2 separate regions of the Homo sapiens genome follow, and region 1 is linked to region 2. The links are chromatin loops, found by intact Hi-C in ENCODE. Cell type or tissue: heart left ventricle. All regions are shown on one strand. Links, peaks and the distances in the headings refer to the core of each region. The heading gives the core; the rest is flanking DNA. Region 1 overlaps CCDC97 (coiled-coil domain containing 97). Region 2 has its middle 8.5 kb from the start of CEACAM21.

Region 1 (15,358 bases), core at 2,500-10,499, 250 kb after region 2:
TGTGGGCATGAGAGCTGTTGGCAGCACTGGGTCTGGGTGCCAGGGACCTGGGGCCCTCCCAGCTCAGCATAGGGGTAGAAATGTGGTTACTCCTCTGGCCTCAGGTCCCAAAGCACACAGGGCTGAGGGAGGAGTGGGGAGGCAGGAGTTCACTATGCAAGGACATGCCAACAAATGGATAGGTATAGAGATGCTGAGGTCTGGCCCCAAGAGGCAGAGTCACAAGCTAGGACACAGTGACTCGGCTGTAATCGCTGCAGCCCTATGAGGATGTGGTGCGTGTACACATGCAGACACACTCACACGGCGGGAAACACGGACGGTGCCCCACACTACACAAATATTCACCTCTCAGAGCCGCCGTGGACACACAGAGATTCCTGCAGGGCCCGTAACACATGGGCTGTGTCATTTGGCAGCAGCTGCAGCCCACATATACACAGATACAAATAGAGAAAGTGTCAGCCCATCACGTAAACACCACCCAGCCTCGGAGCCTCACTGGGACACAACACGAGCAGAGACTTCAATAGGGACCTGGCACAACACAGTCATATACAAATATATTCCACAGGGTCATGGTCGCAACCACCGCACACCAGACACTGATTCAAACAGTGTCATGCACGCACACGCATCACGGCATCAGAGCCCGGACAGGAAATGGATCCCTCAACAGCCACCTCCTCCTCCATGGGTTCACAGTCACAAACAGGTCCAGGGTGCATGTCCACAGTCGGACCTGTCACAGTCCCACCAGACACACCCCACACAGAGGTCTGACACGTCACAACCTCACAGACAGCAGGTCGGTCTTACCCACTCAGTCTGACATCCCACACCCTCCGCCACACACGCACAATTCCAGCCTGGGGAGTCCCACAGGGCCCCACAGATTGCAGCGACCCCGTCACGTCACGCCCAGACACACTGTCACACCCAGGGTCCCAGACGGAGCAGACACACCCCCAGGGTGGCAGACGCGGCCCTCACATGCCCAGCCCCAGCTCGTGCCTCGGCCTGAGGACAAGTGCTGGCTGCACATTCGCGGTGTGGTCGGCCTGCCCAACACGCCCTCATGACACACCCCGCCCACCTGCCCAGGGCTGCCGGCTGAGCTGGCACAGCCCCACAGGGCGGGGAGGGGAAACTGTGGGCTCAGCACCTTCCTCTGGCCGCGTGCGCACTGCCCCTGCCCTGCCACCCTGGCACCCAGGCCCGATGGGTGGCTCAGCCCCGTCGGGACAAGTCTGCCCCCGCCTGTGGCCGACCGCAGGGGCAGGGCAGGGGGTTTGGGGCTCCCCGCTTCCTCCCCCTGCCCCGCCCCTGCCTCTGCAGGCGGCCCGGGGCCACAGAGGGAAGTCGTGGGGGGAGCCTGGGTTCCGGCTGGAGCCCCAGCTTCCTGTCCAGCCCCCGTGGGGCAGGAAGCTGCTGGGGGAGGCCAGCTCAGGCCTTCCTGCCCCCTCCCCCGCCCCCAAGACGGGCCTGGGACCCGGGTCAGCAAGGGGGAGTGGGGAGATTGGTGGGTGAGAGAAAGCCCCTTCCCCCTTAGTCTCTGGACATGCAGAGTATTTGAGGTTCCAGTGTGGATTCGGATTTGTGTGTTCAGGAACTTATTGTGTGCGTGATTCCAAGCTTTGTGGCGTGAGCTGCGTCTGGCATGGGTGTTCTGGGGGCCTGTGTGCTGTTTGGTATGGATGGTCTTGTCTATGTGTGTCCCCAGCACGTGTTAGCTCCGTGTGTTTGTGGCTGCGCTGCATTTCTGGGGTGTGCGTCTGCATTTTGTATTTCTGCTGGGCAAGCTGTTGTATTTTCTGTGGGTTTTATGCTCTGGCACTGTTTGATTCTGCAAGTCGGCCATGTATCTGGGGCATATTGTGTGTCTGATATTTTTCTCAACATCTTCACTGTTCTTCTGAGTGTAAATTTGTGCATTTTTAAGTGTAAGTTTGACTTGAAATGTGGTGTTTTCTGCATATGTTAATCATCTGTGGGAATGGTGTTTCTCCAGGAGAGGGGAGTGAGTGTGTGTGTATATGTGTAAGACGGGGTCTTGCTCTGTCGCCTGGGCTGGAGTGCAATGGCGCGATCTTGTCTCACTGCAAGCTCCGCCTCCCAGGCTCAAGCGATTCTCCTGCCTCAGCCTCCCGAGTAGATGGGATTACAGGCACCCACCACCACACCCGTCTAATTTTTGTATTTTTAGTAGAGATGGGATTTCACCATGTTGGCCAGGCTGGTCTCGAACTCCTGACCTTGTAATCCACCCACCTTGGTCTCCCAAAGTGCTGAGACACAGGCATGAGCCACCGCGCCCGGCCGTGTGTGTTTCTTACATATGAGGCAGATGAGTTGAGTTGTTTCTGGGTTGCACTGTGATCAGTGCATGTGTCGCTGGTATTCTGAGCATGTTTGTCTACGTGGTGTGCATCCAGCATGCTTCCTGTGGTTCTCAGTGTTTGTCTGTGTGAGGGAGGGCTGTACTTCGGGGCTGTGTGTCCATCTCAGGGACTGGTGTTCCCAGCCTGTGGGTGCTGTGAGCAGGTGCTAAGGTGGTGTCTGCATGCTGTGTTCCCACATGTAGGCTGGTGACTGCAGTGTGTGGAGTTGTGTGGGTCTGTTTTGCATCATCGTTGAGGGGATTTCGCGTTCTCAGCAGGGGTGGATGTGTGTTTGTGAGCAGCTGCGAGTGTGGGTCCACATTGTGTGCTGGTGTTTTCAGGGGAGGGGGACAGGGTGCGTCCATGGAGCCGCCTGCATCATGAGCGGCCAGTGCCTGTTGGCCTCCATACCCAGCGCAGGCTGTGTCTGCGGCGCGTCCCCTTGCCGGCTGGTGCCACGCTGGCTCGGAGCTGGCTGTGGCAGCAGGCAAGGCAGGGCAGGGCAGGGGCTGTGGTGGGCACTGGACCCACGCCCAGCCTCGGTATAAATATCCCAGGCTGCCGGCGGCTGTGTTTGCTGTGTTTACTCGGCCTCAGCCCCGGCCGGGGGCGGCAGCAGCCCAGCAGGTCCTGGGGGCGGGGGTGACCAGGCCACAGCACAGACATTTCCTTCTGGCCAGACAGGCCCCGCAACCTTGCTGCCCCCTCCTGCGCCCTTTCTGGGTGGGCGAGAGGCGATGACCCCTCATTCTGGGTTTCCAGTGGCCGCCAGTGAGGCTCCAACCTGGATATCCCAGCCGGGCTTCCCAGAGTGTGGGAGACAGAGGAGATGGGGGGCACGGGGGGCGGGCCAAGACACACAGCAGCGAGAGGGAAAGGGCAAAGTGAGGAGAGGACAGAGCCCCCCAGAGGGAGACTCCAGCAGAGAAAGGGATGGGGAAACGAGGTGACAGGAGCTGAGAACAGAGATGGAGAATGGCTGGGGACACGGAGTGGAAAAGGTGGGGAGGAGAGGGAGGGAGGGAGGGAGGGAGAGGCATGGGAAAAACAAGGGAGGAGAGAGAGGGGAGACGGAAAGTCACGGGGAGACACCGACAGCCAGAGGTGTGGAGACAGAACGAGAAGACAGAGCAGTGGCGGTGAGGGAGGAAGGCAGAGGGCTGGAAAGAAACGCACAGAAGCAGGGAGAAGGGACGGGGGACAGAGGGACAGAGTGACTGGAGCTGGAGGGGGAAGAGTGCAGGGAGGCAGCTTGCTTTGGCAGGACGCATGGAGGTGTCAGACGTGGGGGGCGGGGTGGCGGCCAGGCCAGCGAGCCAGGCCAGGGCCAGGACGGACAGGAGACACGGGGGTGGGGGCCGGATGCCCACCTAGGGGTTGTCTCCCAGCGGGGCCCGCCCTCCCTGACTCAGCCTTTCCACCTACCCCGACCCCGGGAGAACTGGGAGGGGGATGGGAGGCACCCGCCCTGGGGCCCACCACCCCCAGGTCTCAGAGGCAGTGACCAGGGGGTGTGTCTCCCGTCATCCCTACCCCACTCTGTCTCCACCTCTCTTCCTGTCTCCCCATCTAATCCCTGTCCCTGGGACTGGCTCCACCTCTGTCTGTCAGCTAGATGCTCACGTCTTGACCATCTGACTAACCCTAATTCTGACTCAATTTCTGTGTCTCTCATCGCTTTTTAAAAACCTACACAACAAATTTACGTATAGCAAAGTATATTGTAAACAAATTTAATGACCAAATGATAGACTGGTAAAAAATGTGCCTATCACCAAGGGCTGATACCTTTCCTGTGGCCCAGGCCCTCTGCTCTTTAAAAATGGGGCACAAATACAGGCAGGTAAGAGACAGACAGCTCTCATCCTGCACTCTTGGCTTTCTGAGAGATATGACCCCAAGGTCCTGGAGTCTAGCTGCTGCTTCCTCCTCTGGGAAATAGAGGAGTGATATTGGTAGTACCTAGGGCATAGCACTGCTGGGACAATTCAGTGATTTGGGGACTGATCTCCATATCAAGATGACCTGATCCTGTCTGTGTGCGGGACAGTGGCTAGCACGGAGCCCTTGTTAGGCCCGCCTACCATCTGACCCTTCTCAAACCTTCCCGTCTGAGGACATCTGCATGCACACTTGTCCCTCCAATGCTGTCTCACTCTGGATGGCCCTGACACCTGAGAGGCCAGACAGCCAAGTGGTTTCTAGGACCTTTGTGATTCTAGGCCTGGGTTCCTGTTTCATTTCTGCCTCTGATGGCCGAGTGGCCTTGAGGAAGCAACATCTTTCCAGGCCTCCTTTGACCCACTTCACTAGTTCATGGGGCCATCTGAGGATCCAACCCGGTGTCAGGCACTTCGCTCGGGCCTGACAGAGGACAGAAGCGCTCCGTAGCAGAGGCTTTCGTTCTTTAATAGTCGCTCTGAGCATCTTGTCTGCCTCCATCCAGCTCTCACTTTCCCTGTCTGGCTCTAATTCTGGTTGACCCAGAGGGCATAGCTGAGGCTCGGAGGTCAGGAACCGTGGACTCCAGGAGGCAGTTTTGAGGGTCCTTCAGGCTTGGCCACGGCAGGATACCACCATTCCATCTCAGAGGCATGAGGAGTCCCTAGGCCCCGACTTGGTGACCCTTGCCCTGTGTGCCCCCTCAACAGTGGCCAGGCCCTCCTGTGTGTGTCTGCTGGGGGAGCAGGAGCCGGGTGTGGGGGCATGGGAAGGCGGGACGCCTGGGTTCCCACAGGCCCGGTGGCTGAGTCACCAGGCGGCCATCTGGCTCCCATTAGCCCAGGGCGGCAGGGGGCTCCATGGGGCGGGCCCTGCGGCCAGCTGGGGGCAGGGACGCTGGGGCAGGCTGTGTGTGGGATGACTCAGGACCCATGATAACAGCCTGTGCGCATTTGGGGAGTGTAAACAGGAGAGGGAGAGGAAGGCGGAGGAAGGGAAAATTGTGGTTGGGCAGAGGGGGGCTGGTGGGGCTGAGAAGGGTAGAGTCCCCCCTCCCTCTACACTCAAGCTGGCAGGCCCCGTGATCCACAGCCTGGGTCCTGGGGAGAGAAGAGAGCTGCCCCCATCCTCCCTGCCTGGGGTCTCCTCCCTCCCCTGGGGCTGTATTACTCAGTGGTCAGGGTTCTGCTGCCTATAGCAGCCAGGTTTGAGGGAAGGGGGAAGAAGGGGCCCAGAGCCTGGAGTGGGGGATCAAAACCCAGAGATAAAGGCTGAGAGACAGACAGAGAGGGACAGTGAGAGCAGAGGCCTAGAGAGGTGGAAATGTACAAGTAGAAAGAAGAGGCCCAGAGTGAGGCAGAAGGAGAGATGGGAACCTAACAGAAGCAAGGAGGCTCTGAGTGTGAGACACAGCGCAGACATAAACAGAGAGGGGGAGACAGACAGCACGGGAGGCAGCTGCGCTGGGGCCTAGGGGTCAGCACCGGAACCAAACTGGCCACTTCCAGCCACGAAAGGCCCTGCCAGCTGGCCTCCGGCAAGGGGAGGACTTTCACCTTGGGCCCTGCGGTGGAGACAGAGCCTAAGGCAGAGAGAGAGGGGGAGAAAGGGAGAGACAGCCAGCCAGAGCACTGGAAAGAGGGAGCGGGGGTAGGGAGAGAGACAGAAAGACAGAAAGAGACAGAAAGAAGCCCAGACAGACACCAAGAAAGACAGAGGCAGGAGACAGGGTGGGAGAGATGAGAAAGGGAACCCCAGAAACAGTGGGGGTGGGGGTTGTCTGAGATGAGACTAGACCCAGTGAGATGGTGGTGTGTGTGGGTTGTGGGGCACTGCCCTGATGTCCCCCTAGAGAAAGGGTCACTGAGCAGGCCTGGAATCAGCTGCCTTGTTGGGGATGGGGATGGGGCAGGCGGTGGGAAGGGTGGCGGCCATCAGTCCCCATCCAGCTCTGGGCTGGGCGCATCCTCAGGTTCTTCCTCATCAAAGTACCTCTCCTCCTCATCCCGTGCCACGATGTCGAGGTTGTCGAAGTCGGGGTTGTCGTCTACTGTGCTGCAGGAGGAGGAGGCTGTCAAGGACTGGGTCTCCCTGGGACCCTCGGATGCCCAGGTCAAAGGCCTGGGGCACCCTGATGTCAAAGGCCATGTGCTGGCAGCCGTCAGAGCTGACCCTCCCAAGGGAGATAGTGTTTAAAACTCTCAGGGTTTAAAACTCAAGGGAACATTTTCCAAATCAGAGTTTGCACAAAAACTCTGGGCTGGGCATGGTGGCTCATGCCTGCAATCCCAGCACTATGGGAGGCCAAGGCAGGAAGATGGCTTGAGCCCAGCAGTTGGAGCCCTGGGCAACAAAGGGAGACCCTGTCTCTACAAAAAAATTGAAAAAGTAGCCAGGCGTGGTGGTGAGCACCTGTAGTCCCAGCTTACTCAGTTGGCTGAGGCGGGAGGCTCACTTCAGGCCAGGAGGTCAAGGCTGCGGTGAGCTATGATCAAACCACCACATTCCAGCCTGGGTGACAAAGGAGACCCTGTCTAAAAAAAACCCCAAAGCTCTAGTTTTTCTTAAAAAGCTGTAAAATGTGGCGACACATGGGCTTACATTCTCAAGCAGGCAGTGGCTCTCAACAAAGAACCACTTGGGGGTAATTTTGCCCCCACGGCATTTTGACATTTTGACGTCATCACTGGGGGCTTGCTACTGCCCTCCAGTGGATAGAGGCCGGGATTAGCCAGAGCTGACCACAGGCAGGACAGCTGCCCATGCCCTAAGGCAGCAAGTAAACCCAGCAGCACGCACTTGGGTTGCCAAGCCTAGCTTGATTTGGCCACTCAGAGATCTCCTACCCCCTTGCGACCCCTTGCGACTGCTCCAGCCCCTTCTGCCCCTTGGTGCTGCTGGGGGCTCTGGCACCTACTATGGCCTCTGCCAGGAATGCTCCTCCCACTTCCTGCAGGCCTTTGCTGTCAGCCCCTCAGAGAGGCCTTCCCTAGCCACCCTGTCACTCCCCTCCCACTGCTTCACTTTTCCTCATGGCCCCATCACCATGAAGTGCTAGAAAATTCTAGATCTTCCTCACTAGAGTGGGACCCCTTTTCAGGCAGGGAAGCCTTTCGTTGGTTTTGGTCCCCGCCTTATCCCCAGAGCCTGTGGACATCACAGATGCTCAGCACATGCCAACTGAATGCACGGATGGGGGACACGTCGGGGCCACTGCTGCCCTCCCGAGGCAACACACTGTGGTCCCTGCCACCCCCAATTTCCTCCTGGGCCCTGGCTTGGGAACAGCAGTGATGCCTGCTGAATGAGGGTCCCCATGGTCCAGGCCCTCTGCTCACCACTTTGCGTGCAGGAACTGGGGCTCTGAGCAGGCCTGCCTGGCTGGAAGTGGAGCAGCCAGATTCCATTCAAGAGCCAGGGATCCCAGAATGGGAGGAGGCTCTGGTGACCATGGCTGGGCCCCACGGCAGGGGCAATCACAATTCCCACTTTCCTGATGAGCCCACCTCAGGACGGACGTAGGGTCCGCTTATGTGTGGTCACACATTTCACATGTCATCGGGGCTGGATGTGAAACCAAGGAGGGTCCTCTGCTGCTGGGCCCAGTGTTTGGGACCACAAGGCAAAGCTACCTTAAATGACAAAACCAATCTTTGACTGACACATCACTCTCCTGGGTCCTTTTCCAAAGCAGGTGGCCCACGTGTCTCAGCCCTGGGGTGCTACTGGAGAAATGAACAACTGTAACTGTGGGGGCAGCCAGTGCAGGCCCCTCCATGCCGGGCATGAACTTTGCCAGGGGTTACTTCCTGCAGCATGAGGAGGTCCAAGGTGAAGCGGAAGAGGTTGGGCTTCCTAGGGAGACTTGGGGGGCTTGGGGTAGTAGCCTCTGCCATTGCCAGGAGGGAAGTGTTTCAGGGTTTCATTGATACTGAGCTATATGTCATCCCTGTCCATCCCCTGCCTTAGAGGTGAGGAGACTGAGGGTCTGAGATGGACAAGGCTAGTCCGAGGTCACCCAGCCTCTTCCTTTGGCTGTTCAACCCCACATCCTGGAACTGTTTTGGGGCCTTGTAGCTCCACAAAGGGAGACCCCCACAGCTTGTTAAGGGCTCTGCATGTGACCAAAGGCCGTGGGATGCTGGGCTGGGGGATGGGGAGGTGGAGGCACAGGAGCACCTGTAGTCAAAGTCCCCGTCCTTGCCATCTAGGAAGCGCTGGTGCATGCGGCTGGTGAACTCCTCTCGCAGGATCAGCCTCTCCTCCGAGTCGGGAACCCAGGCCTCCGAGTCCTTGCCTGACCTCTGGTCTGCAGAGGGAGAGGAGAGGGGGTGTGAATGCGGGTGCACTCGGGCAGGCACTGAGCACAGAGTCCACAGAGAGCTGCTGCTCCTGTGCCCAGCCTTGCGCTGGGTGGCTCTGGGAACACACTAGTGACAGAGATGGCCCTGGTCCCTGCCCTCCAGGGACACGCATAAAACACATGACCATATAGTGCTCTGGAGACTGTATCCTCGGGTCAGGATCTGAGACCTGAAGGGTGGGAGGAGAGGCATTCCTGGCGGAGGGAACAGCCTGTCCAGACCTGGAGGCGAGGGTTCATTTGGTGCCTCAGAGTGGGGGATGGGGATGCTGCAGCGGTTGGAAGGGCATACACAGAGAGTCAGGCTGGGCAGGGGAGGGACGCAATGTCGGCTTTTGCAGGTTGGGGGCCCAGCCTGCTGCCATGAAGTGGAGACAGACAGGCCTAGGGCTGGGGTGTCTGGAATCTGGGGTCTTCCTGCTACTGGCCCTCACCTTCCTCGTCACTGTCCTCCTCCTCTTCCTCTTCCTCCAAGCAGGCCTCCTCCTCCTCCTGCTGTTGGAGCAGACGCTGCTGTAGCTCCCGCTCCTCGTAGGACTGGAGCAGCAAGTTGGAGAGCGGGCAAGCAGGTCTCCCGGGGGACCCGGGCTTGGGGGGCTGGTGGGTTGGGGTGCGGGCACTGAGCTCCTCCTGGGTGAGATACTGCCCGATGTACTGCTCATATAGCAGGGGGGCCCGGAACCGCATCTGCTCATCACTGAAGTACTCGCCCCCTGCACAGAGGAGAGACAGGGTGGGCATGGGGTGAGCGACTGAGCAGATAGTGTCCATGTGGGTATGTGTGTGATCATGCTTGTGGGATGATGTGCATACACAGTCCAAGTGTGTGTATGCACACATTCAAAAACACAGGAAAACATGCAGGCACCTGAGGTGCGCGTGAGTACTCATGCAGGCGCCTGAGGCGTGCGTGTGAATAATGCAGGCGCCTGAGGCATGCACGTGAATACTCATGCAGGTGCCTGAAGCTGTGTGCGCAAGCACTCATGCAGGCACCTGAGGTCATGTGCATGTGATTACTCGTGCAGGCACCTGAGTGTGTGTATGTGGCCCGGCCTCTATCTTCCTGTGTATTCATGTATTCATGCATCCAAGCATGTGTGTGCATGGGCAGACCTGGCTACATCCTGGCCTCTGAGGCTCTGACGGTCTGGAGCTCGTGTACAACTGTGTCCAGGCACGATGCACAAGCTCCTGCCCATGGACGTGTACATGGCCTATGTACACACACATGTCCTGTGAGGCCCAGCATATGCCCACAGACACCTGTCTGTCTGGGTGTCAGCATGCAGGACAATGCAGCAGAAGTTGTGTGTCTCTAGGTTGTGTGCCTGTTTGTGGGGCCCTAGTCTGGCTGGCAGTGGACACGCCTTCACTGTGGGGCGTGTATGTGTGTACATCCACGTGGATTTGGCATGTGTGTGCAAGGGATCAGGTCAGGTGGGGCATCTGCCCGTGTATCCCTGGGAAAGCCTCCTGGTGGTGGAAGGCCCTAGATCCATCCTCTCTCGAGTGCTCCTCTATGCAGCAACCCCTCAGGTGGGCCTGGCTTCCCCACTACCCCAAAACTTGAGTTCCCTGCATCACCCCTGGCTGCCTGTTTCTGCACGAGTGACTCTGTCCCTCAAATAACAGTTAAACCTGCCCTGGTCCCTCCCCTCCACTGGTCCTAGCCGTGTCTTCAGAGTCCAGGGCAAAGAAACTGCTCGGACTCCTGGCCTCTGCAGCACCATAGGCTGTGACTGTCCCTGTCCTGCTCAGCTTCCCCACTCCTGCCAGCAATCTTACCCCCAGCTGTTTGTGGCATCCTCTAGCAGACTCAGTTTTTTGAGATGGAGTCTCGCTCTGTTGCCCAGGCTGGAGTGTAGTGGTGTGATCTCGATTAACTCTAACTGCAACCTCCGCCTCCCGGGTTCAAGTGATTCTCCTGCCTCAGCCTCCTGAGTAGCTGGGATTATAGGCACCTGCCACAGTGCCTGGCTAATTTTTTTTGTATTTTTAGTAGAGCCGGGGTTTCACCATGTTGGCCAGGCTGGTCTTGAACTCCTTATCTCAAGTGATTTGCCTGCCTCGGCCTCCCAAAGTGCTGGGATTACAGGTCTGAGCCACTGTGCCCAGCCTCTAGCAGATTCAGTTTCTATCCCTCCTTCTCCCCAACTTGGATTATCACCCACCCCGGCTCTGGATCTCTCTCCATCTCTTCCTTTATCTCCATCTTTCTATCTTTCCTGCTTTTTTCAGTTTCTGTCACCTACCCCCACCTCATTCATCTTTCTTCTTTTTTTTTTTTTTTTGGCAACCTCCACCTCCCAGATTCATGTAATTCTCCTCCCTCAGCCTCCCAAGTAACTGAGATTACAGTTGCCTGCCACCACATGTGGCTAATTTTTTTGTATTTTTAGTAGAGATGGGGTTTCACCATGTTGGCCAGGCTGCTCTGGAACTCCTGACCTCAGGTCCACCCCCACCTCGCCCTCCCAAAGTGCTGGGATCACCGGCTTGAGTGACTGTGCCCGGCCCATCTTCCTTCTGTTTTCATCCTCATTTCCACATCTGTGTTTTTTTTTTTTTTTTTTGAGACAAGATCTGGCTTTATCGCCCAGGCTAGAGCTTAGTGGTGGGATCTCAGCTCACACAACTTCCACCTCCCAGGCTCAAGCAATTCTCCCACCTCAGCCTTCTGAGTAGCTAGGGCGCCACCACACCCAGCTAATTTTTGTATTTTTTGTAGAGACAGCATTTCGCCATGTTGCCCAGGCTGGTCTTGAACTCATGAGCTCAAGTAATCTACCCACCTTGACCTCCCAAAGTGCTGGGATTACAGGCATAAGCCATCATGCCCAGCCTCTCTCTCTTTCTCTGTGAACCTCTCTATAACTTGTGCCTTCTCCCTAACGGCAACTTAACTCACTCTGCTTCATTCACTCTCATCTTTTAACTTTGGTTCTGGTGTTGTGGTCACAAGGATGCTTTTAATTATGTCATGGTCAAAAAGCTATCTTTTTTTTCCTTCATGGTTTTCACCGTGTGTCTTGTTCAGAAGGCTTCTGTGTCCCCAAGGTCATGTACATACTCCTTTTGGTTTCCCCTGATGCCTCTGTATATGGTATGAGGTAGGGATCTCATGTTTTGTTCCTTAGGTATGACCAATTATCACAGCACTGTGTACTGTGTCCTCAGCCTACCAATCTGAAATGCCACTTCTAACATCTACTAAATTCTGATCTATTCTCATTGTCTGTCCCATTCTCTTCCCTGGACCCCTGTCTATCTCTCCCCCTTACTTTACATTTCTGTCTCAGTCTCTTCCTGTGTCCCTGTCTCTGTCTCAGAACTTCTCTCCCAGGATCTCTGTCTCTGCTCTTGTATTCTTTTCTCTAATTCCCTCTGCCTCAGTCTCCCCTCCCTCCCCATATGTGCCCACTGTCGCCCATCTGGCCCCCACACCTTGGATCAGCTCTCGCAGGGCAGCATAGCGCCGGTTACGCAGGCGGGTACGCAGGGTGCGGGGCCGGGCAGTGCCCTGCCGGGCCACCTCAGCACAGTAGAAGTCTGCACGGTGGTCGCCACGCACGTGGCCAAAGCAGGCCAGATGCTCCTCACGGAGGCCTGTGCGGAAGCGCTCCAGGAACACCAGTGGCTTCTCGTGGTACAGCTGGGCCAGGATGGCCACTTTCTCATGCTCTGTCAAGTCGGGTTCACCCTGCTGCTGGCTGCAAACAGGCAGGCGGCTGGCGGCTACAGCGTGCAGCATAGCACTCACTGCTGCATTTTCAGCCCCGGAGGTGTCACTGTCCAGGGCCACTGGTGTTGCCTCAGCTGCTTCCACTTTGTCCTGGGGTTTAGATGGGACTGGTGTCCGGCTCAGCTCACCCCAGTGCCCAGGTCCAGGCTCTATGCAGCCTGAGGAAAGGAGAGATTGGTTAGTTCAGAGATGGGAGTGTGGGAAGGGACTGGGGGCTTAGTCACTCACTCAGCTCACATTTACTGGGCACTGACTATATTCTGGGCACTGTTCTGGGCACTAGAGAAACCACAGTGAGCAAAAGTTGACATTTCAGTAGGGGACACAAACAATTAGCAACATAATTACCGAAAACATAATGTGTTAGGTGTTTCCTGGAGTTATGCGGAAAAATAAACAGGGAAGGAGGAGGGAAGAGGTGGAGGAGGCTGCAATTTTATTTTATTTTCGAGACAGGGTCTTGCTCGGTCACCCAGGCTGGAGTGCAGGGCGCAATCACAGCTCACTGCAGCCTTGACCGCCTGGGCTTGAGCGATCCTCCCATCTCAGCCTCCCGTGTAGCTAGGACCACAGGCATATACCACCATGCCTGTGTAATTTTTAAATTTTTTGTAGAGACAGGGTATTGACATGTTACTCAGGCTGGTCTCGAACTCCAGGGCTCCAGCAATCCTCCTGCCTTGGCCTCCCAAAGTGCTGGGCATTAAAGGTGTAAGCCACTGTGACTGGCCTATTTTTATTTTTATTTTTTAAGAGATAAGGCCTTGCTCCATTGCCAGGCTGGAGTGCAATGGCACAACCATGGTTCACTGTAACCCTGAACTCCTGGGCTCAAGCAATCCTCCCACCTCAGCCTCCTGAGCAGCCAGGACTACAGGCATGCACAACCATACTCAGTTAATCTTTAAATTTTTTTTTCTTTTTTTTTTTTGAGATGGAGTTTTGCTCTTGTTGCCCAGGCTGGAGTGCAATGGCGTGAGATCTGCCCACTGCAACTGCCGCCTCCTGGGTTCAAGTTATTGTGGTTGGTGCCTCAGCCTCCCAACTAGCTGGGATTACAGGTACAAGCCAAATGCCTGGTTAATTTTTGTATTTTTAGTAGAGACAGGGTTTCGCTATGTTGGCTAGGCTGGTCTCCAACTCCTGACCTCAGGTGATCCACTCCCCTTCGGCCTCCCAAAGTGCTGGGATTACAGGTGTGTGCCACTGCACCCTGCCAATCTTTTTTTTTTTTTTTTTTTTTTTGAGACGGAGTCTCGCTCTTTCGCCCAGGCTGGAGTGCAGTGGAGCAATCTTGATTCACTGCAACCTCCGCCTCAGGTTCAAGCAATTCTCTGCCTCAGCCTCCCGAGCAGCTGGGATTACAGGTACCTGCCACCATGCCCGGCTAATTTTTGTATTTTTAGTACAGACAGGGTTTCACCATCTTGGCTGTGCTGGTCTCGAACTCCTGACCTCGTGATCCACCCGCCTCGGCCTCCCAAAGTGCTGGGATTACAGGCGTGAGCCACTGCGCCTGGCCTGCACCCTGCCAATCTTTAAATTAAAAAAAAAAAAAAAAAGTTTCAGTAAAGACAAGGTCTCACTAGGTTGCCCAGGGTGGTCTCAATCTCTTGAGCTCAGGCAATCCTCCCACCTCGATCTTCCAAAGTGCTGGAATTACAGGCGTGCACCACTGGACCCGGCCTAATTTTAATTTTTTTTGGTAGAGACAGGGTCTTGCTGTGTTGCCCAGGCTGGTCTTGAACTCCTGGCCTCAAGTGATCCTCCTGCCTCAGGCTTCCAAAGTGCTGAGATTACAGTGTAAACCACCATGCCTGGCCAAGGCTGCAATTTTAAATGGAAGGCTCAGAGAAGGCTTTGCCAAAAAAGTGACATTTGATTAGAGACCTCAGGTGGTGAGGGATTAAGCCATGAGGTCTCTTGGAAAAGAGAATTCCAGGCAGAGGCAACAACTACTGCAAAGGCCCTGAGGCCTGACTTATTGATCCACTCAATTCTTTAAATCGTTAATACATTTGCTAATTTGTTTACTCATTCATTCACTCTCTCATGCATTCATGCGTTCACCCAACCACTCTTTAATAACTCTAAATCTTAGGCCGGGCGCGGTGGCTTGCGCCTGTAATCCCAGCACTTTGGGAGGCTGTGGCAGGTGGATCACCTGAGGTCGGGATTTCAAGACCAGCCTGACCAACTGGGAGAAACCCCGTCTCTACTAAAAATACAAAATCAGCCATTGTGGCACATGCCTGTAATCCCAGCTACTCGGGAGGCTGAGGCAGGAGAATAGCTTGAACCTGGGAGGCAGAGGTTGCGGTGAGCCAAGATCGTGCCATTGCACTCCAGTCTGGGCAACAAGAGCAAAACTCTAAAAAAAAAAAAAGAAAAAAAAACACTAAATCTCTGAGAGGCCCTAAGTCAGGCAATGCTGAGGATCCATAGGATGAATCCAGTCCAGCTCCTGCCCTCAGGGAGCACCCAGTCTGATGTGGGAGACAGTCAGGATCAACAATAATATGGGCAAAGAAAACAGGAAAGCTGGCTGGGCACCATGGCTCATGCCTGTAATCCAGCACTTTGGGAGGCCGAGGTGGGCAGATCACTTGAGGCCACAAATTCAAGACCAGCCTGGCCAACATGGTGAAACCCTCTCTCTATTAAAAATACAAAAATCAGCTGGGCATGGTGGTGGGCACCTGTAATCCCTGCTACTCAGGAAGCAGAGGCACAAGAATCGCTTGAACCCATGAGGCAGAGGTTGCAGTGAGCCGAGATCAGCCATTGCACTCCAGCCTGGGTGACAGAGTGAAGACTCTGTCTCAAAAAAATGGAAAGAAAACAGGAAAGCGGAGCGCTGGGCAAACCTTGGTGAGACTTGTTTCCCAAGAGTGGAGGGAGCAAGCCTGCGGCAAGCAGGAAATACGT
Region 2 (15,358 bases), core at 793-8,792:
TTAGCAATTTTAAGTGTAGAATTAAATGATACTAATTCTATTCACAATGTTGTACAACCATCACCATAATTTTTTACCAGAAAATCTTCATTATACCAAATGGAAACTTCATACTTTTAATCAATAACTCCCCACTTCCCCCTGCCCCACCCACTGGTAGCCTCTGATACTATCAATCTCTGTGAATTTGCCTAGTTTACATGTCTCATATAATAAGGAATTATATACGTGTATTATTTTTTTCTGGATTATTTCTCTTAGGGTAACACTTTTAAGATTCATCCACGTCGTAGCATATATTACAGCTTCTTTCCTATTTATGGCTGAGTAATATCCCAATATATGTTTATACCTCAATTTTAATTCATTCATCTCTTAATGGACATGTGGGTGGTTTCCACATTTTTGCTATTGTGAAAACCGCTGCAATGAACTTACACTTGGAAGTATCTGTTTGGGTTTCTGTGTTCATTTCTTTGGGGGTACATATAGGAGTATAAATATGGGGTCATGTGGTAGTTCTATGTTTAAGTTTTTGAGAAACAGCCAAACTGTTTTCCAGTTTGCTGTGCTATTTTATATTCCCATCAGCAATATACGAGGGTTCCATTTTCTCTACATTCTTGTAAACACTTACTATTTAATATTTTTTAAAACTTATAGCCATTCTAGTAGGTGTGAAGTGATAGCTCATTGCAGTTTTGATTTTCATTTCCCTGGTGGCTGATGAAGTTGAGCATTTTTTCATGTATTTGCTGACAATTTTAATATTTTTTAGAGAACTATTTATTCAAATCATTTGCTGTTTAAAAAAAATGGGTTATCTTTTTATTATTCAGTTGTAATAGTTCTTTATATATTTTAGATACAAGTCCCTTATGGGGTACATGATTTGCAAAATTTTTCTCATATTCTGTGTCTTCTCACTTTCTTCATGGTGTTCTTTGAAGCACAAACATTTTTAACTTTGATGAAGTTCACTTATCTATTTTTAATTTTGTTACTTATGCTCTTGATGTCATATTGAAGAAACCATTGCCCAATCCAAGATCATTAAGTTTTACTCCTATATGTTCTTCTAATGGTTTGATAAGTTTTGCTATTCCATTTAGGTTTTTGAAACATTTTGAGTTAACTTTTGTATGGGCTGTGAGGTAGGGGTCTAACTACACTATCTCGCATGTGGTTATCCAGTTGTTCCAGCACAATATGAAGAGGCTACCATTCTTTCCCCATTGAGGAATCTTGGCACCCATGTCAAAAACCAATGGGCTGTAATGGTGAGGGTTTATTTCTGGACTCTTGATTCTATTCCATTGATCTCTATGTGCATTCTTGTGCCAGAAGCACACTGTTTTAATGATTGTAGTGTTTTAGTAAGTTTTCAAATTAGGAAGTGAGTCCTCCAATTTTTTTTTCCAGATTGTTTTGGCCATTCTGGGGTGACTTTTAAAAAAGATGTAGTTCAATGGTTCTCAAAGCAGGAGTGGTTCAGCTCTCCTTTTTTGGCAGTCTGGAGACCTTTTTAGGACCTTAATCTAAGTAGATAAATTATTCCCACTTTCTTTTCTGAGTTGCTATGTTACAGTGTATATTGACACCCATGAAATAATTGAGAGACCCTGGAAGTGCTTGCCTACATAGTGAGGGACAATTAGTTCCATGATCATGGGCACAGAAGATTTTGTTTTGGGAAACAATTTTGTTGGTGGAGTTATATTCATGCTTACTCTTTTATTTGTCTTCATAGCCTGCATCTCCTTCAGACTTCATATCTGTTTATTTTCTTGTTTGTCCTCTGGGGTTTGGGTGTTGGGTGACCAGTCAGCTGGAGCTGGAGGAGGTGCTTAGCAAGGCAGTGACCCTGGTTGGGAGGAGCAGGGCTCAGCAGGGTGAAAGTAGCTGGGCCTTGAGTCAGGAGTGGCATCTGGAAGGCCTGACTGTAAGGGTCAGAAGGGCCAGCAGGTGGGTGTCCTAGGCACAAACGGTGGCTGCTGCTGTGGACTGGAGGAAGGTAAGAGGCCCCGAGTATTCCATGTTCTTACTGGCTCCCCAACTGAGGATTCCTCTCCTGGGCTGGTGCTGTCCTGCAGCAGGGAGGGGTTAGACAGGGACGGCTGCACATCAGGCCGGAGTCCATGTCATCCTCTTAGGCACTGTCACTACAGATTGAGGATTCTGTTCATAAGCCAAGCCTTTGCACAAGGAAGGGACCCGGGCTCTCAAGGAAGAGCAGCTCCTGGTCAGACCTCCATCTCCTTCTCTCTCATTGCCTGAGGCCTCAAGCTTGGTCTACCTGGCACAGGGGTCTGGATCCTCCTCCCAGGGTTGGGGTCTTACTGAGCTGGGCACCTGCAGGTGGGAGAAGATCTGGAGGGGCCCCATCTGCCTTCACCAGATTGATGTTGAGGGTCCCTGAGTCCTGCACCACTATCAGGTGCTGAGCAACTTCCAGTGTCAGTGACAACCACCCCATGGTGGAAGCAGAACCACCTCGTGAGAAAGCACCTCCAAGCCTCAGTGCTTGCCATGTGTGGGAATTTGCTGGTTTCAGTTGGGGGCATGTTGGTGGGTGGTCATGAATTCAGGGCCGGATTCTATGCTCACAGTGCACATGCTGGATGTGGTACAGACCCCAGGCAGGGCTCAGTGGGGTGGTTTTGGGTGTGCACAGGTATCTTTTCTGGAGGAGCTGGTGGTGATTTGGCTCCCAGAAGTTCCTGAGCTCTGCAGACTCACCAAGCACTCAATATTTGAGTGAACATTGGGCGAGAGAGCAGAAGGTAAGTGTCAGGGCATCGGGGTTGGTGCCTCTGGGAAGAGGAGGAACATTCTGGGAACAAAGCTCTCCCCCGGCTTACAGGGAGCTTCCCATCGCTCCTGCCTTGAGGATCAGGGAAACTAGGGCCTCTGCTCTTCCAGGGGCTGCTTGCAGGCAGTTTGCTCTGGGAGGGGGTGACCCAGGAGTTGCCTCTCATTTTGCATTTGAGATTTAAAAGGAGAAGGGACAGTATATCTTGCCAGGTCACAAAAATTACAGGCATCATATTGACTGAAGGGCACTCCTGTCATCATTGCAATATACCAGAATGGTCTTTTAAAAAAATAAGTGATTTAGGTTTACCAGCAACTGTAATGCTTGTTTTATTCTTCTAGTTCACCGTTAATGTCACTTTTGTAGTTTTAGCACTGGCAATGTTGATTTTATGTTGACTCTGATGATTTTAAGCTTTCATTTGTTCACATAGAGATCATCTTCTTTCTGAATATTAATGCATTTTTTCTCTATTTCTACTGGTTATTCCTGTACATAGAGTAGAGAATCACTTTTCCCAAGGAGGTGGAAAGCTTCTGACTACCAAAAAAAAAAAAAAGTGTCAAAATGCTTTAAAGTCAGTAACTTAAAGATCAAATCCAAGAGTGGGCAACAGATTCTGCCCAGGGTCTGAAAGGTGGAGAGGTGACTGGTGAGGATGTTTAAAAGACCTCTCCTCTCTACTCCCTAAATGGGGGCCATCCAGTGTTCTTGAGGTTCAGAGAAGGCCCAGGGCTGGGGCAGCAGGGCACTGTCAGCTCCCAGCTCCCAGGGGCCAGGAGTAAGACCCCAACACTGTCCAGACACTGATTGCATTCATTTTGGGGGAGAGTAGATTCTTATTTAAAGAATAATACAAAAGTCTACAAATTTGAACATAAACAGAAATTCCTTTGCTACAATTTTCCCCTTAATAAGACATTCCTTCCTAATGACATATGTGACTGCATTCATGGCTGAGATGTTTTCTAGGATGGTGAGAGCATCAGAGTGGACTATCTGGTGCCTTGGGGTCATGCATTTTCTTCTTTCAATGTCTACAGGATCCCCCATGTCCCACTTTGTAGTGTAACTCAGTGTGTGTCATTCTGGTTTTTGTTGTATAGATCCTTGGAAAGCCCATGTCATTCCTGCTGTGAGGTACAGGCAGCCAAATGGCATCATCTCTAAACATGCCTTCTCCTGGTACATCAAATTATGGAATAAATGAAAGCCATTTTGACAGATATTGAAGATATAAGTTTCTACTCTTCCCACACATGCGATTCTTCTCCCAAGTGAAGGATTTTACTGGTGAATTGTTATTAGAGATTAGTGTGGATCAGTGACTCTGCCAGGGGAAATTTTGCCCTCTAGGGGACATTTGGCAAAGTCTGGAAACATTGTTGGTTGTCAGAGCTGGGGGAGGGAGTCCTGCTGGCATTGAGTGGGTGGATGGTGCTGAACACCCTGCAGTTCACAGAGCCCCACCAGTTTGACCACCCAAATGTCAATGCTGAGGAGTGGAGAGCCCTGCTGTGCCCTCCCGCAGCTTCCCTGAAGCTTCCCCTCACCTGCTCCTCCCATGTCTCCCCACCACTTCCCCACTTCACCCGCCTCCTTACACCTCAGTCCCCTCCACCTGAACTCACCCCTTAGTCCAAGGCCAGCCCTGATCTCCGCTCTCCTGGTCTCCTTGCTCCTTAGCAGGAGGCGCCCACTAGATGGCGCCCTTGCCCTTACTGGAGCTCACCGTCTCCCTTTCCACCCTGAGACAAATGTGGCTGCTTTTACTGCCACAACCCCAGCCCTCCACGCTCTAGATTTGCTCAGGGAGCAGCTCCTGGACAGACCTCAGGGACCCCAGGGAGGAGCCTCACTCTGGAGATTTTGATGGCATGGTCTTTGAACTTCACTGTTACCCCCAGTCAGGATCCAGGATGTTGGGAGTGCATGATTCTGCCCGGTCCCACTTCAGCAGGACCCCACTGCTGAGTTGTCTGTGGGGACCCGGGCCTCTCATCTCCTTCTTGCATTGCAGGAGAGGGATCTTAGCACTGCTTTCACATAAAGTCAGATAATGGAGGAGTGCAGGTGAGTTTGGGAAGGTGGACATGAAGAGAGGTTGTGTCCCTAGAGGTGGCAGCAGTGAGAGGATGGGCAGGTGGGAGGAACACAGCCCATCCAGGGTTGCCAGCCATATTAGGAGCGACAGCCTTTCCTCTAAGCCTCCAGCCTTTTTCCTGAAACATTCCAGAACTTTCCACTTCAGCACTTCCCACTGAGGCTCCTCAGGTCTGTCCCTGAGCTCCCAGCTGAGCCTACCTACCCATCTGAAATCCTGAGTCCTGTGTCACCCTCGTTCCCCATTATTCTGTGCAGTTCTGTGGGACGCCCAGCTCTCCTGACACCCCCAGTCTTCAGAATGGCCATCAGCGCTGTCGCTGTGGCACCAGGGTGACTGCCGCCTGGAGGCTGAGTCCTGGCTTCCTGACAGCTGTGGGGCCCGCTCTAGGCTCCCTTGTCCTGATCATTCATCACCTCCAGGATGCACAGCAGCTGGGCCAGGGGGAGGAGCAGGGACAGGTGTCAGCCACCCTGTGTGTCTGCAAGTCAGGCTGGGGGTGTGGGAGGACGCCAGGAATGACTGAACTTTCTGATTTAGAGGGTGAGAGCTTGCACTGATGGAATTTGGGATTTAATAGGAAAAGCATAGCGTTTTCCTATTTTGTAGGCGGGGTGGCTGGAGTTTGGAATCATAGATTCCCCTGGGATGTCACTGTGGACCTCAGTCCCACCCGTTAGGGGCACAGATTTCAGAATCCACACCCTGGGGCAAAGCAGGCATGGGAGGCTCCATCAGCCTGGCCAGGGCTCTCTATTTGTGCAGCTGCTGCAAGGAGATGTGCACTCTGATGGGAACAGTGCTCCCTCCTCCTTGGGGGGCAGTATCTAGCTCCCTGCAGCCCCTCTCCCTGCAGGCCCTGCCCTCTCTGAACCTCACCTTCCCCAACCCGCCCCCCGCAATCCCATCTCAGCTGTAATCCCAACACTTTCTCATCCATTATGGGTGGACTGCTTGAGCCCAGGGGTTCAAGACTATGCTGGCTGGACAATATAGCGAGTTGTTGTCTCTACAAAAAGACAAAAATTAGCTGTGCATGGTGGCATACACCTGTAGTCCCAGTCACTCAGGAGGCTGAGGTGGGAGGATTGCTTGAGCTGGGGAGGCTGAGTTGGCAGTGAGTTGAGATTGTGCCACTGTATACTTCAGTGTAGGTAACAGAGCGAGACCCTGTCTCAAAAAATAAAAGTAAAAAAAAAAAAAGAAATATGGAATACATTATTGTTAACTCTAATCAACCATGCTATGCAATAGTCCACCAGTAATACCAGTAATAGCCAATAATGAATTATCTGAAAAAGAATACAATTTATTCTTAGCTATCTACTGCTAAAATTTTTAAGCTATCTTTTATGATAGCTGAAACAAAAGAAGTAAATTTAACCAAGGAAGTAAAAGACCTTTATAATGAAAACTGTAAAACATTGATGAAATAAATTGAAAAAGACACACGCACAAATAGAAGATATTCCATGTTCATGAATTGGAAGAACTGATATTGCTAAAATGTCCTTACCACCCAAAGTGGTCTACAGATTCAATGCAATTTCTGTCAAAACACCAATGATATTCTTCGAAGAAGTAGAAGATCCTAAAATTAGAAACCACAAAAATTCCTAAAACCTGCACAAAACACCCTGAGTTGCCAAAGCAATCTTAAACAAATAGAACAAAGCTAGTGGCATTACACTTCCTGACAATCAAAGCATACTGCAAAGCTATAGTAACCAAATCAGCATGGTCCTGGCATAAAAACAAGCACATAGATCAATGAAACAGAATAAAAATCCCAGAAATAAACCCATGCATCTCTAGCTAACTGATTTTCAGCCAAGGAGCCACATGCACACAATGGGGAAAGGACAGCCTCTTCAATAAGTGGTGCTGGGGAATTGGATATTCATATGCAGAAGAATGAACCTAGACCCTATCCCTCACCATGCACAAAAAATTAACTCAAAATGTATTAAATAAAGACTTAAATGTAAGAACTGAAACTATGAAACTACTAGAAGAAAATATAGGGGGAAAATCCATGACATTGGTCTAGGCAAAGAGTTTTTGGATAAAATCTCAACAGCATAAGCAACAAAACCAAATATAAACAAACGGGATTTCATCAAACTAAAAAGCTTTTATACAGCAAAGAAAAAAAAGGCCAGCAGAGCAAAGAGACAACCTACAAATGGGAGGAGAATATATTTGTAAATATATACATATATATTTGTAAATATATACATCTGATAAGAAGATAATATCCAAAATATATAAGAAAATTATGTTTCTGTATAGTTTTATCTGACTGGGATACAGAGGCCACATCCACAGTCCCATCCTCAAAGGCCACTTGTTCCCAAAATGTCAAGCACATCCCTCAATGATCCATCATCAACACCTATGTCTGTAGGATGAAGGGTGAATCATGAAGCACTAAAAAGGAAGAAGGAAGCCAATCCCAAAACAAAATGATGCAGGGTCTGGAAAGTCCAAAGCATTTTTTTTTTTTTTTTTACTGCATCTTCCTCCTTTCTTCTCCACATTCCCAATCCTCACTATTGATTAACAAAACAAAAAAAACTGGGACCCACCATCTTCCCTACTGTCAGGAGATCTAGCGAGATTGTTTGAGTCTTAGACCAAACTTTGCCATAAGCCAAATTTCTGGCTGACTTTACAATGATATGAGCTAGCACAGTCTCTTTTTCTGCCAGTCAACTTGTGCTCGGTTTTATTTGCAACCAAATAGAGGTGGTAACCAAATATAGGTGACCCTAAAATTAGTCATCAGGATGAAATCCTAAAATGTGCAACAAACTGGGTTGAATTCAGGATTAGTAGCAACATCTCTGTTGTGGGCTTGAAAAGGGGGCACCCTTTTATGCAGTAGCAAAATTGCTAAATTGTTGTTTGCTGAGTCTTTGGACTCTCATCCCGGATTTTCTATGACCATTCAAACAGGGCTGCAATGAACATCTATGGTTGTTTAGCTTGGCACACTTCTACATTTCTATATAGTAATATCTAGAAGTGCATTTGCTCAATCACAAGATATGCACATTTTATAATTGACTGCTATCGAACTACCTTAAATAGCCTTAATTTGTTCTCAACATTGTTTAACAGGGTCTGTTTAATGTCCTATGTCCAGCAAGGACAGTATCACTTTTCTTAATATTTTTCAAATTATTGGACCTTAACAAATACTTAATGTGCAATTAATTGATTCCTTTGTATTCCCATGCCTTCTTTTATATGTTTCCTTATAGTACACAAAACCACATTATTGTTTCTTTACTTGTGTCATTCCACCCTGGACCATTCCTATCTAAACCATAACATTATGAGAGAGAGAGAGAGAGAAAACAATATGAAAATATAAATTGATTAATCAAAAAAATTTAAATAGGACAAATCAGGAAGACACAAGAGAGATTTTAAAATTATTCAGAGAATACCACAATAGCTGTACCAATATATTTTAAAACTTAGATGAAACGGACAACTATCTCGATAAATGTAAATTACCAAAACTGACTCATGAAAAAATGGATATTATGAATAGAGCAATAATCAGTAAAGCAATTAAAAAGACAGTTGATAATTTTTATTTACTGACAACAATAACAAAATTTCAGGTCCTGATATTTTTATGGTGAATTTTAACAAATTTTCAAGCTCCTCCTCAACCAATTCTCAGAAGGTTTAAAACTTTAACAAGAAAACACTTTCTAACACATTTTCAGAAGCTGTTATAGCATGATACCAAAACCACACAAGAAAATTATAGACCAATCTCACTTACAAATATACATGCAAAATCAAACAAAATCTTAGTGAACCAAATTCAGAATTAATAATAGCAAACAAGCAAAATATGTTATCATACGTATGGCTTATATCAGGAATGCAAGTATGTTTCAACATCAGAAAATACTTCTCCACATTAACAGACTAAAGGAGAAAAACGCTTGTTTAATTATCTCAATAGGTTTTTAGAGAATTTTGAAAATTTTATAAAGTTATGCGTATTCTGTAAAATTGATGAAATCCAACCTTGATTTATTTTTAAAAATTGCCTTTCCTATAGAATTATAGGTAAAGGAAACACATGCATCCTCACAGAGCTACTTCAAGGCTAAGTTACTTCCCATAAGTAACGTATTCTGTAATGTGTGCTTGGCACATATTCAATACTAAACAAATATTTGCAAATCCTCAAACCACTTCTCGCTCAAATAACCCACCTTTGTCTTTTGCCTTTATGTTAGGGTTGATTTTCTCAATTGTATCTTGGAGATCCTTTGGTGGGTCTTTCAGCAATTACCCTGAATTTGCTTTTCTGTTTACAATTTTAATTCCTGGGAACTCTTTCTTGTTCTCTGACTGCACCCTTTTCATGAGAGTTCAGCCATCAATCCTCCAGAACCCCACCCCCCCCGCCCCCCCAAAAAGCAATAAAGATGTCTAAAAGCTTCTTTCTGGGCTTTCGAATGATGTTTACCCCAGGCATTTGTTCTATTCGTTCATCACCCATTTTCCCTACAACTTGCCTACACTTGATATCAGATTTTTATTTATTAGTCACCTATCTTCTTCATTGGCCCATTTTCCTATTTTGCCACTGGTTGTTCTCAAATGTGTTATGATTCCTGGTTGTACAGTCAAGTGGTTGATAATCTTGGATATACGATAAAGATTTGCTCTGTAGCTGTGTGTAAGCCTATATAAAAGCTTTTGTATTTTTCTTCTTAAAAAAGACAAAAGATGGTTGGGAAGATCCCTCCAGTTCACCAGTTCGAGGCTGCAGTGAGCTATGATAGCGCCGCTGCTCTAGCCTGTCTGTGAAAAACAAGGGGGGCGGGGGGCGGGGGGGAAGACTGGAGATGTAAATCTCCCGCAGGGCCCTACCCGTATCCGCAACAGGTCTCTAACAGGAACAGCCTCAGGCCTGTGTTGGAACAAGGTAGGTTACAGAAATCTGGAAGCCAGATCTGTAACTTCAGGGTAAGGACTGGCTCTCAGGGCTGATCCCCCGGGCTGGGTGTCCCAGAGGCACCCGCCCCCGCCCCTTCCCCAAGGCAGGCCAGGACACCTTCACTCCTCTCCTTAGGCTCCCCACCCCCTTCTCCTCCCCACTGTGCCTCCTGGAGTAGCGGTGGCGGTGCCACAGGGGAGCGGGGCGGGGCGGGCTCTGAGGGCAAGGGGGATGGGCCCCGCCGGGGTCACTGGCGGCCACCCTGGAAACTCGACGCAGGCCGGCCCTTCTAGTGAATCGTCCCAGCCACAGCTGGCCTCCCAGCCGCGCTTGGGGCGCCTCGGGGCGCGAATGGTGCAGGTTGGGGAGACTCACCACGCACCGTCGGGGGTCGGTCCGGTTATTCCTCACCGCTCGGCTCCAGTGGGCGCGCGGGCCTCTCCTCCTCAGTTCCTGCGCTGCAGTCCCTCCCTCACCCTTCGCAGCTTGGGAATCCGACTGTGTCATTCCGACGGAGCGCCGTGAGGACCTCCGAGGGTGTTAGCGCCAAGTGATCTCTGTCCAGCGCTCTGAATATCCAAGTAAAGGAGTTCAATGAAGGGCGGGTCAACGGAGGAGAAACCGTGACTCTCTCAAGGGAGCCCAAGGCCTCCTTGTCTAATTAGTGACGCGCCAATGGATGGAGGCTCTTCCCACCATCTCTTCCCAGCATCCAGTGACACCACCGCCAAGGGACGGGCTCGGCGGAACCTGCAGGAAAGAAGCATCGGCTGAGCCTGACTGCAGCGCTGTGAAGAGACAGGGGAGGGGATCAGTAGTTGGTCCCGCGCCCACCCCCTGTTTCCGCGAGGGGCGGAGTTGACTGGCCATGCAGGCAGAGGGCGAAATGTGAAATTCCACTACTCCTACCGTTTTTCCCTGACCCGATGGGGCGGAGTGTCGTCAGGCTAAGTTCCCTGGCGGTAAGGTGGGGAGATTGAGGCGCACACCTGCCGAACGGTAACGCAGGATTAGCTAAGGCGAGCTCAGGACAGAAGCCTCCCGAGGAGCAGGAGGGCAAAATAATAAATAAATAAATAAATAAATAAATAAATAAATAATAAATAACTCACTCCTTGGTCTTTATTTGCGGCAGGAATTCAGAAGGTGAAAGCGGGGCCTTAGGATCTTTCTGACCTTTTGGGTTTTAAGCAGGAGGTGTCAGAAATGTTACCACAGGGCTAGCTGGCTTGTGGCCAGCAAGCGTTCACAATGCCCTCGATTTTTCATCCCTGTCTGTGGGTTCTTTTTTTCATTGTAAGGCAGAATTTCTACGATTGCTCACCCACTCAGAGAACCTGAGCTGGTTTAGACCAGGTGAGACAGGCTAGGTTTACCCTGGTGATGATGTGTTGTTGCCATGGCGATCCTGCCCAGTACCAGAGGCCCTGCAGATTCAGATACTTGGTGCCTGTGCTTGGCTGAGGGGCCAATGGGTGAAGCTGCCATCTGCGGGATGATGACTGAAGCCTCTAAGTCAGAATCCGCCCAGGCTGAGCCTTAGGGCAGCTCCATGGAGCCTCGGCTGGCCTGGGATAGAGAGTCCACCACTGTGCCAGCCCCCAGCCACTGCCTAGGTCCTGTGCTGAGAGCCCCTTGTCCAGGGAAATGGCGTCCAGTGGAAAAGGGACCACCCCCTTGCCCTTCACTCAAGGCAGGTTGGTGACAACCCTGAAGCTAATCCGTTCCTAGAGGAGCTGCTTCTGGGTCCGAGTTTTCTCTGCAGCAGAGCAGCTCCCTGGATGGGATCTGTTCAAAGTCCGCCTTTCACGCGGAATTTTCCGTCCTTGCAATTTTCCACCTCCACCACTAGGGGATCCTCTCTGACCGCCTCATGCCGGCTCTGGCCTCTGAGCAGGGGTCTCTCTTCTGCATGTGCGACCTTGCGCATGCCTAGTGGCCTTTTGGGACCTAGAGCTGCTCCACACCCCGATGGGGTTACAGAGTGCCTCGCCTCCACTCCACCCCACCAGGGTTCCTTCCCTGGCTGGGATGGGATTTCAGAAGCGCCGAGGAACAGCCCAGACAGGTGTGGGAGAGTAGCCAAGGCCCCTGTCCCGGGGTGGCCAGGACAGCGGTGGCCTCGCATAGGACCTGGCTGGGCTGCTGCAATCAGTGTCCTGCCCCTTGGAGAGCAACAGTGAAAACAACAAGACTATCTTCACCCACCTTAAGAAAGAACAGAACCAGTATCCCCAACTCTGCTGTGTATCCCAACCCAATTCCATTCCCCACCCCACTCTCAGTAGCCAATATGCAAAATATTAGAATACTCTTACTGTTATTATTTTCAACCACACTCTGCATCCTGAAAAACCATATATTTCGTTATGTGCTTTTAAACTTCTTGAAAATGAAATACTGAGGCTGGGCGCAGTGGCTGACACCTGTAATCCCAGCACTTCGGGAGGCGGAGGCAGGCGGATCACGAGGTCAGGAGATCGAGACCATCCTGGCTAACACAGTGAAACCCCATCTCTACTAAAAATACAAAAAATTAGCCGGGCGTGGTGGCGGGCGCCTGTAGTCCCAGCTACTTGGGAGGCTGAGGCAGGAGAACGGCGTGAACCCGGGAGGTGGAGCTTGCACTGCGCCGAGATCGCGCCACTGCACTCCAGCCTGGGCGACAGCGCCAGACTCTGTCTCCAAAAAAAAAAAGAAAAAAGAAATACTGAATTTTCAAATACTTGCTTTTTTTTTCGGTCAAAATTATGTTCTCAAATTTCACTCCTGTAGATGTGCGTGGCTGGCTGTAGTTTTTGCATTTTTATTATTAGGTATTCTCCTGTTGCATTAATATGCCACATTTTATTTCTCTCATGTTTTTGGTGACCACTTGGGGTGTTTTTTGGTTTTGTATTTTTGCTGTATACATGCTGCCATGGTGGACATACCTCTTTATACATATTTCCTGTTGTATGCAGACACAATTTTAGGATGTGACATCTTCAGCTTTTCTATTGTGTCGTGTGTCTTTTCCTTCGTGCTTTGTGTTATTTACATATTCTGGACACAGATTCTTTGTCAACTGTATGTGCTGCACATCTCTTTCCCAGTTTGTGTCTTCTTCTTCTTTTTTTTTTCTTAAAAAAAACTTTCTTTATAGTGTTTTTTCTTTCTTTCTTTCTTTGTTTTGTTTTGTTTTTTTGAGATGGAGTCTTGCTCTGTCACCTAGGCTGAAGTGCACTGGCCGATCTCGGCTCACTGCAACCTCCGTCTCCTGGGTTCAAGTGATTCTCCTGCCTCAGCTTCCCAAGTAGCTGGGATTACAGGTGCCTGTCACCACACCCAGCTAATTTTTGTATTTTTAGTACAGATGGGGTTTCACCATGTTTGTCAGGCTGGTCTCGAACTCCTGACCTCAGGTGATCCACCCTCTTTGGCCTCCCAAAGTGTTGGGATTACAGGCGTGAGCCACAGCACCTGGCCTGTGTTCTTTCTTAAGTAGATGTTACTTTTAATATAATAGAATGTATCATATTTTGCTTTTATATTAGTACTTTTTCTATCTAATTCAAACACATCCCCAAGGGTCTTTGTGTGTAGACTGACCAATTTCTCAAGAATCATGAATGAATACTGCTTCTCTTTCCCCAATTTATCTGTAATGCTACCTTTATTATAAAGTTTCTATGCATGTGTAGAAATAGTTCCTGATTTTTCACTCTGTGCCACCAGCATACCAATAGCACGCTGTCTTAAATATTAAATAGCAGAGCTTTATGAGACAACTTGATGTGCAGTAGGCAATTGCCCCCTTGTTACTCTTCTTCAGGGTTCTTTGTTGTACCACATGAATTTTAGAATTGGCTTGTCCAGCTAAAAGACAACTGCAAGGATTTTATTTGGAAGTTCATAATTCTATACATAATTTGGGGAAAGTATTTTCATAATACCAAGTCTTCCTATTAATGAACACAGACTCTCTCTCTCTCTCCCCCACCCCCACCTGTTTAGTTATTTATATCTTTATGGTCTGTTAGTTATTGTTTATTGTCTTTCAACCAGGTTTCATGTTTTTCTACATAGAGGCCTTGCATGTGAAAGTCTTTCTTCCTAGCTTGCTATTACAAATTTTTTTTAATTGCACTTTTTGGGTACAGTGGCTTGTACTGTAATCCCCGATACCTGGGAGGCTGAGGCAGATGGATTGCTTGAGTCCAGAAGTTCAAGACCAGCCTGGGCAACATAATGAGGTCCCTGTCTCAAAAAGTTTGTTTTAAAAATTGCATTTGCTGTTATTCAACAAATGTCATTGTGTCTCATATATGGATTTTTATATCTGATAACCTTGTTCAACAATCTTTTGATTCTAACAATATATCAGATTCTTTTGAGTTTTCCATATAGACAATAATGTCATCTGTAAATTATAATTGTTTCTTCTTTGTTATTTCTTGGACCTTTTATTTTATATTTTTGTCTTGCTGCAAGGCAATATCCCTCTATATATTGTGGGGTCTTTTTTCTCATAAAGTGGGGATGGTGAACACCCTTGTCTTGCTCTCTGATTGTATAAAGCATGCTTTCTGTAGCATTTTGTAGACGCTCTTTTTTAGATTGAGGTAATTCACTTTTATTTCTGGTTTACTGAGTTTTTAGCATAAATTCAGGCTGAATTTGAGCTAAAGCTTTTTCTGGAGACATCATTTGAAAAATTCATATGATTTACTTTCTTTAAGTCACCAAAGTTATGAATTACATTGAACTGAGTTTCTACTGTTTAACTGTATTCTTGGGAGAAAACCCACTTGTCACTGAACAATATCTGTTTTATTTACTGCTGTCTTGTGTCTAAATTTTCTTTTAGGATTTTTTGTATATGCTCAGATTAGCCTGTTATTCTCCTTTCTGTATTTTTTTCTGGTTTGGGGGTCAAAGTTATAATAGCCTCACAATAAGAGCTAAGAAACCAGCCCTAATGGAGGCCGGGGCAGGAGGTTTGGAGTTCAAGACCAGTCTGGGCAAAATAGTGAGACCCCCATCTCTATGAAAAATAGAAATTAGCCAGGCATGGCAGTGAGTACCTGTAGTCCTAGGTACTTGGGAGGGTGAGGCAGGAGGATTGCTTGAGCCTAGGAATTTGAGGCTGCAGCGAACTATGATTGTGCCACTGTACTCCAGCCTGGATGACAGAGCGAGACCCTGTCTCAAAAGAAAAAAAAAGAAGAAATAAAAAGGAAAAGATAAAAGAGCTAAGCATCTGCTTCCTTTTTTCCATTTTCTGGGAGAGTATGTGTAAGACTGTAATTAACTGTTTCTTGAATAATGGGAGAACTCTGTAAAATAATCTGGCTTTGGTGTTACCTGTATTGGAAGGATGAAAAATACCAATTCAGTTTCATTATTGGTTGATAGGGCTACTCATGCTTTTTGTTTTGTTTTGTTTTGTTTTGTTTTTGAGAGGAAGTCTCTCTGTATTGCC

The links. A loop is a pair of places that touch in the nucleus more often than their neighbours do. Peaks named below come from ENCODE experiments on the same cell type or tissue, not always from the same donor. Only the 100,000 strongest peaks of a DNase experiment are listed, where the experiment ranks them.
Region 1: it touches region 2 in a loop (2.9-fold over the local background); 13 of 110 quality-filtered maps call a loop at or near these places.

The regions. Positions count from the first base shown.
Region 1 is chr19:41,313,614-41,328,971 of GRCh38, reverse strand. It overlaps CCDC97 (coiled-coil domain containing 97), which reads right to left. Exons shown (of 5, transcript NM_052848.3): 2 at 12,133-12,588; 3 at 9,120-9,398; 4 at 8,502-8,631; 5 at 4,099-6,377. The coding sequence ends at 6,257. Among named protein-coding and RNA genes, the nearest start is that of CCDC97, 11 kb to the right of the region's middle. RefSeq lists enhancers at 809-1,330, 2,741-3,510, 3,511-4,280, 5,051-5,820, 8,303-9,040 and 1 more and silencers at 3,772-3,871, 5,109-5,158, 5,919-6,405, 6,574-6,868, 6,954-7,248 and 2 more. In heart left ventricle, for the core only: a CTCF peak has its summit at 7,035 (motif pointing left); DNase peaks (open chromatin) are centred at 2,992, 3,731, 5,181, 5,841 and 1 weaker place; H3K4me3 peaks cover 1,506 bases; H3K27ac peaks cover 4,905 bases.
Region 2 is chr19:41,559,968-41,575,325 of GRCh38, reverse strand. It overlaps a transcript of CEACAM21 not described here and the pseudogene LOC110467527. Among named protein-coding and RNA genes, the nearest start is that of CEACAM21, 8.5 kb to the left of the region's middle. RefSeq lists a silencer at 5,200-5,494 and an enhancer at 11,613-11,907. In heart left ventricle, for the core only: CTCF peaks have their summits at 4,307 and 4,513 (motif pointing right); a DNase peak (open chromatin) is centred at 4,505; H3K27me3 peaks cover 4,678 bases.